2 separate regions of the Homo sapiens genome follow, and region 2 is linked to region 1. Evidence: chromatin contacts called from ENCODE POLR2A ChIA-PET data. All regions are on one chromosome and are shown on one strand. The core of a region is the stretch at or near the end of the contact, and the rest is flanking DNA. Distances in the headings are between cores, read along the strand shown. Region 1 holds the start of LINC01273 (long intergenic non-protein coding RNA 1273). Region 2 has its middle 33 kb from the start of CEBPB-AS1.

Evidence for each region. ChIA-PET counts read pairs that join two places held with the same protein, here RNA polymerase II (POLR2A).
Region 2: POLR2A ChIA-PET joins it to region 1 with 10 read pairs in BJ. The contact joins the enhancer-like site here to the promoter of LINC01273 in region 1. POLR2A ChIA-PET finds 5 or more read pairs at or near these places in 5 of 52 experiments (BJ, GM12878, HepG2 and 2 more).

What each region holds. Positions count from the first base shown.
Region 1 is chr20:50,170,912-50,174,196 of GRCh38, reverse strand. LINC01273 (long intergenic non-protein coding RNA 1273) reads right to left here and starts at 1,627. Exons shown (of 3, transcript NR_109943.1): 1 at 1,409-1,627; 2 at 1,180-1,274. RefSeq lists an enhancer at 1,428-1,929.
Region 2 is chr20:50,223,388-50,227,075 of GRCh38, reverse strand. No RefSeq gene overlaps it. Among named protein-coding and RNA genes, the nearest start is that of CEBPB-AS1, 33 kb to the right of the region's middle. RefSeq lists enhancers at 230-524, 1,878-2,378, 2,379-2,879. Within about 2 kb of position 2,040, at least 23 of the 41 ENCODE cell types and tissues checked have a DNase peak (open chromatin) inside an H3K27ac peak, as active enhancers do.

The sequences.
Region 1 (3,285 bases), core at 378-2,877:
CTCCTGAGTAGCTGGGATTACAGGCGCCTGCCACCACGCCTGGCTAATTTTTTTTGTATTTTTAATAGAGACAGTGTTACACCATTTTGGCCAGGCTGGTCTCGAACTCATGACCCCAGGTATTCCACCTGCCTCAGCTTCCCAAAGTGCTGGGATTACAAACATGAGCCACTGCACCCCGCCAAGGGTTGTAGTTCTTAAAGTCTTTCTTTATCAGGCATATAAGAATGAGACCCCTCTCTTCATGGTCTGCCTCTATTTGTGAAGGTTTTCTTAACATTAGTGACACCAGGCCAGGCGCGGTGGCTCACGTTTGTAATCCCAGCACTTTGGGAGGCTGAGGAGGGCGGATTACGAGGTCAGGAGATCGAGACCACGATGAAACCCCGTCTCTACTAAAAATGCAAAAAATTAGCTGGGCGTGGTGGCGGGTGCCTGCAGTCCCAGCTACTCCAAGAGGCTGAGGCAGGAGAATGGTGTGAAGCTGGGAGGCGGAGCTTGCAGTGAGCCGAGATCGCACCACTGCACTCCCTCCTGGGCAACAGAGCGAGACTCCATCTCAAAAAAAAAAAAAAAAAAAAAAAAAAAAACATTAGTGACACCATTTTGATTCTGACAACTGTCACACATTTTTTTATTGTGGTAAAATATTTAACAGAATATTTATATTTTTCACCATTATTAAGTGTACAATTCAGTGGCATTAAATGCATTCACACTAGGCACAGTGGCTCACACCTGTAATCCCAGCACTTTGGGAGGCCAAGGCGGGAGAATTACTTGAGCCCAAGTGTTCAAGACCAGCCTGGGCAACATAGCGATACCCCCATCTCTACAAAAAAATACAAGAAAAATCAGCCAGGCGTGGTGGCACGCACCTGTAGTCCCAGCTACTCGGGAGGCTGAGGTGGGAAAATCACTTGAGCACGGGAGGTCGAAGCTGCAGTGAGCTAGGATTGCACCACTGCAGTCCAGCCTGGGCAACAGAATAAGACCTTGTCACAAAAAACAAAGAAAAGAAAAAAAATTCACAATGCTGTATACTCGTCATAACTCTCTGTATCCAAAACTTTTCCATCATCCCCAACACAAACTCTGTCCTCATTCAACAATTCCCCCCTCTCTCCAGGTAATCTCTATTCTATTTTCCATCTCTCAGAATCTGCCCATCCCAGGTACCTCATACAACATTGTCCTTCTGTGTCTGGCTTCTTTCACTGAGCACAATGTTTTCCAGGTCCATAGGTGTTGTGGTCTGTGTTGGAATGTTCTTCCTGGGACAAAACAAGGCCTGTCTGACTCCAGGGCTGCCCCCGATCCCCCACGCCCACCTGCCTGTCCCCTCTGCAGGCCTCAGTGCTTCTGTCTGTAGGAAGGGAAGGGCTGGGCGGCCTGCTGGGCTGGTCACCTGCCACCTTGCCGTCAGCGCCTTCCCTCGCGTTAATCACTGTTCAGCCAGAAAACCGAAACCCCTGAACACCGCAACAGAGACTCTCCCACAGGGAACGGGTTACAGAGACGACGGTGGAGGCAGAGGCCGAACGGGATGGGGAGGACGCTCCGAGAAAGAAATCGCAGCCGCAGAGAGCCACTGCCACCTCTAAGCTGGAGGGGCTGGTAAGGTTGCTGTAGCCCAGGGCCTGCGTCACTCCGCAAAGCGGGAGGCACAGGGGCCTGTCCCGGGGCGCTCCCCGACCGGGGCCTCCCGTTGGCCAATAGGAACTCACCGGACGCGAGCCTGGGAAAGGCGCCGCAGGGTCAGCTCTGGGATACACAGAGCAGAGCTGCAGAGGGCGGAGCTTGGATCGGAAGGCAAAGAGCCCCCGCCCCCGCCCGACAGACCCTCCCTCCCTGGTCAACTCCTACCAGGCAGCCCCCACTGTGGCTCCAAGCCCTGGCTTCTCGGACCCAGCTTCCTTCTGTCCCGCTGGCCTAGGGTGGAGCGCCTCCAGCTGTGGCCAATGCTTCACCTGGCCTTTCTGCATCTCGGCTCGTCCGTCCTCTGTGTAAGCAATGCCTGTATTCCATCCCTTCTGTCTGAAATGCCTAGGGTGGTCTCCCTCTTCCAGACTGGCCCCCAATGAGACACCAGTGGTGCTGTCGTTTACAGAGTGGCCACAGTGCTACCACGGGAGGTTAGTGGATGGCTGAGTCATGAACCAGAAAGGAGGGCAGAAGTGAGGTGAGATGGGTCCCCAAGGCAGGGCCACTCCGTGGTAAGTGCAGGATCTCAAGGCAGACCCTGAGCTTTACAGAGACGTTGAGTGGCCACAATCAGGCCCCCAGCTCAGCCAGTGGACGGGCTCCATGTGGCACTGGGCCAAAGAAACCAGCCTCCACTGAGGGCCTCCTGTGTGCCCAGCTGTATTCCCACGTCAACCCCATCTCAGCTGGCAGGGCTCACCGTAATAGAGGACTGCAGACTGTGTGGTTTAATCAACAGAGATTGTTGTCAAGGTGTGAGCGGGGCTGGCTTCTCCCGCAGCCTCGCTCCGGGGCTTGTAGATGGCCGCCTTCTTGCTCTGGGCTCACATGGCCCTCCCTCTGTTTGTGTCTGTGTCCACATTTCCTCTTCCTATGAAGACAACGATTATATTGGATTAGGGTCCACCCTAATGACCTCATTTTTACTTAATTACCTTTTTTTTTTTTTCAAGAGGGAGCTTCACTCTGTGACCCAGGCTGGAGTGCAGTGGCGGGATCTCGGCTCACTGCAACTCCCGCCTCCCGGCTTCCAGCAATTCTCCTGCCTCAGCCTGCCGGGTAGCTAGGATTACAGATGTTCACCACCATGCCCAGCTAATTTTTGTATTTTTCCTAGAGATAGGGTTTCACCATGTTGGCCAGGCTGGTCTCGAATTCCTGACCTCAAGTAATCTGCCCACCTCCACCTCCCAAAGTGCTGGGATTACAGGCGTGAGCCGCTGTGCCTGGCCACTTAATTACCCCTTTAAAGGCCTTATTTCCAAATACAGTAACATTCTGAGGTACTGGGGGTTAGAATCTCAACATAATTATTTGGAGGAGGTCATCATTCAGCCTGTGACACCCCCCAGTTTCACAAGGTGGGCATTATCGGCCCTGTTTTCCAAATGAGGAAACTGAGGCCCAGAGAGTGGCTCACCCAAGGCCACCCAGAGCTGGGTCTCCTCAGGTCCAGGGCTCCCCACCCCCCACACCATGAGCAGGGCTGCTGCTCCACCTGCCAGCCCAGGGAATCTTCTGTCACTCTCTGTGACTGCCGCAGACCCTGGGAAACGGATTCCAATCCCTCTTCCTTTCGTT
Region 2 (3,688 bases), core at 791-3,290, 52 kb before region 1:
CCCCATTACTGCACATCCCCATAGGCTTTTCCATGTTTGTGTTTGCCATGGGCTGCAAGCAACGTCATTCCCAGAATATTTACTTTGACCTCCCCTAGTCTACCCACCAGCCTATACCCAGACAAGGGGCCCTGGACCAGCCAGAGCCCTGCCTGCTCCCTGATGATTAATTAAACCCCCAACCTTGACCATGTCTGCCATCCAGGCCTCGTGCTCAGTGACCTCAGCCTGGCGTGGTGAGAGTGGGAGGGATGGGGAAGCGGTGGAGACGGTTCTGTGGGATGGTGGGGTCTCCCCTGCCACCCACCTGCTCCCTAGGAGGAGCTTTAGCAATCAGAAAAGGCAGTGGTTTTACCAAGAAAAGGAGGAAGAAAACACAGGCAGAGGGCAAGAAGCTCATGGCATGAGTGACTCAACACCCAGTGGGCGGGGGGAGAACTGGAGGGTGGACTCCAAGGAGCTTCTGGCCTAAGGCGGGGTCGGCAGCCCAGGACGGGGGCCAGTGGCAGAAGGACCCAGGAAGGAGCTTGGCAGGGAAGAGGGATGCACGTGATTCGAACATCTGTGTGCCGGCTCAGACCTCCCTGCCACCCCCAGCAGCCCTGAGAGGCAAGGGGCCGCATTCCCATTAAATGGAGCAAAACACTGAGGCTCAGAAAGCAAAGTGACTTGCCCCAGGTCACACGGCATCTAAGTGGTGGAGCAGGCATTGGAACCCATGTCAATGGCTCAGAGAAGGAGTTAAAAACACAGACTTTATAGTCAGACCTGGATTCCAAGCCAGGCTCTTCCACTTGTAACCATGTGACCTTGAGCATGTCACCACTCCCTGGCCTCAGTTTCTCTGTCTGCACAATGGGCATAGCCACATGCCAACCTCATAGATCTTTGAGTGGACTCTATGAGCAGCACAGAGACTGTCTTAAATCAGAGAGGGCCATTGTGGGACTGATAGCATGGGCCCAGCTGGAATGACCCCATTACCAGGGGGTTCAATTCCTTGCAGAATCGATGTTCCAGCCATAAAACTTCTTCTTATTTTGAACTAAATAAAACCTGCCTCTCCTGGGGACCATCCAGACTGGCCTTGGAAGACCTCCCTGCCCTGTAAGGTGGAATGAGGCCTCTGACATTGCACAGAGTGTTCATTCTCTTGAAAAGCCCTTGCTGAGCTCCTACTGTGTGCAAAGCAGTGGTCTAGGCACTGAGGACACAGAAGTAAACAAGACCGACAAGGTCCCTGTTATCATAGGGCTGATGTTCTAAGGAGAGGAAACAAACATTACATGTGTAAACCCCTAAGAAACATAACAATTAGATAATCATTTGTTGAGGAAATCTAAGTATCAGAAGCATCTAAACAACAGAGAACATGTAGAATATATTTTTCTGATTTTTTTTTTTTTGAGACAGAATCTTGTTCTGTTGCCCAGGCTGGAGTGCAATGGCACGATCTCCACTCACTGCAACCTCCACCTCCGGGGTGCAAGTGATTCTCCTGCCTCAGCCTCCTGAGTAGCTGGGATTACAGGTGCCTGCCACCATGCCCAGCTAATTTTTGTATTTTTAGTAGAGACAGGGTTTCGCTATGTTGGCCAGGCTGGTCTTGAACTCATGACCCAGGTGATCCACCCACCTCGGCTTCCCAAAATGCTGGGATTACAAGTGTGAGCCACTGTGTCTGGCCTGATCATCTGTTTTTTACATGACACCATTATATAAATCAGATGATGTTCTTTCCTGGTTTAAAACCCTCTCATGGCTCCCACTGTCTTCTAGATCAAATATAAATGCCTTAATACACCACTAAGGGTCTGTATGTTCCAAGTCCCGTGGATCTATCTGACCTCACCCCTTCACCCATTCTACTCCAGCCACATGGGCCTCCTCAGTGTTCCTTGGACATGCCAAGATCTTTTAGTCCTCATAGCCATCGCACATGTTGTTCTTCCACCTGATGCTCTTCCTCACACTCTCCAACTGGACAACGCCCCCTCAAGACAGTCCCATCTGGGTCCTGTCTTGCCTATCAGCTTGGCTCATTTGGCATTCTTCCCTGAGTCCCTGCGAAAATCCACGCAAAATGGAAAGAAAAATAGTCAGGAAAGATCATGAGTCATTTGTTTACAGGCACTAATTAATTGCTAAGCTCGAAAACTTGATTTCCATTCTTCCTTTTTTCCCCTCTCTGCCCTTTGAGAATGTTTGGAATCCACATTGTTTCCCAATGCAAAAAGTATGTCAGTTTATTTTTAGCAAATGCACATGATGGCTGGGACTGTTATTCATCCCCCCGCGTCAGTGGGGAGCTGGCCACGGAGCATGTGGGCTGCTTGATGCTCTTCAGATGTGGCTCCTGGAAGGCCAGCTGGTCTGCAATGGCCCAAGCTGGGTCCAGCATTGAGGCACTGGGGACAGAGGTTCCAGGCTGCACTTTCTCCTCCGGGCCAGGGGTGGTGCAGTGGAGTGGGAGGCAAGAGGACAAACACTTCCTCCCAGACTGGCTGAGCAAAGCCCTTTCTCCTGGACTAGTAGGTGGGCAGCTTGGGTATTTCAGCATCTTGCCCTCCACTTCTTGTCTTAGAAGGACCTAATTGATTCACCCTTGGTTCAACCAGGATGGGAAAGTCCCCATGCTCTGTCTAGCTGATGCCACTGTGCCTTCTCTGTTCCCCTCCTGTCCCCCACCACCCCCACCTGCGACCCCTCTGAGCCCACCTTGCTCATCCTTCCTGCTCTCTGGGAGCCCAGGTAGGAGATTAGGGACATCCCCCTCTAGTAAGAACACTTGCCAAGAGCTTCCTTCCAAGATGGCTGCTTCCACTCCCCTTGCACCTTTCAGAGTCCATTCTCTGGCCTGGATGGGGCCCAGAAGCTATGGGGAATCTGCTTCCACCTACTCTGAGGGATCATAAAGGACCTGTCTCTAACAGATCCTATTGCCTCCAGCAATAAGGGTGGATGGTATGCCTGTGGAACAACAGACTGTCACCCCCCAGAAGGCAAGAACTATATCTGTTGTGGTCTTTGTCTCCAGGGCTTAGTACACAGTGGGAGCTCAATAAAGACCTGTTGAATGATTGTGACCTGAGTTCCAGCTCGCTGTGCAATGACCATTGTCACTTGCCTCTTCTGAGCCTCACTGTCCCATCTTGCCAAGGGGTAACTGATTGTTAAAGCCCAGAGCAGGGATTGCAAACTCAACTGCCTACAAGATCGGGCAGGGACATAAAAGTGAAACTGGCAGGAGACAACTGTGGTCATGTCCTGTCTAGAGGGGACAGCCACTCCCCAGCCCCAGCACCCAGGACTATGAACCCGAGTCCCTGCATCTTCCCATTTCCCAAGAGAAGCCGGGAATCTGGATGTTTGTGTACGACATTCTGATTTTTCATAGTTGGCAACTCATTTTAACTTGCAGCAAAAGCACCATGCAGGCCAAACCCAACACATCTCGAGGCCGGCCCGGCCCACAGGCCGCCGGTTTGAGCCCTTGGTGGTTGGCGTTTGTGGCTTACCAGGCCTTGGAGCAGGCCTGTCACGCCCAAGACTGGGACAGGAGGTTGGGATGAAGAAGGCAGAACCAGCCTCGCCCCATGTGGGAGTAGCTATTATCCCAGCTTATGGGAGGGCCAGGCCGGACTCGTCGGTGCTGGGACTGCAAGCATCGCCTGCAGAGCTTGCCTTC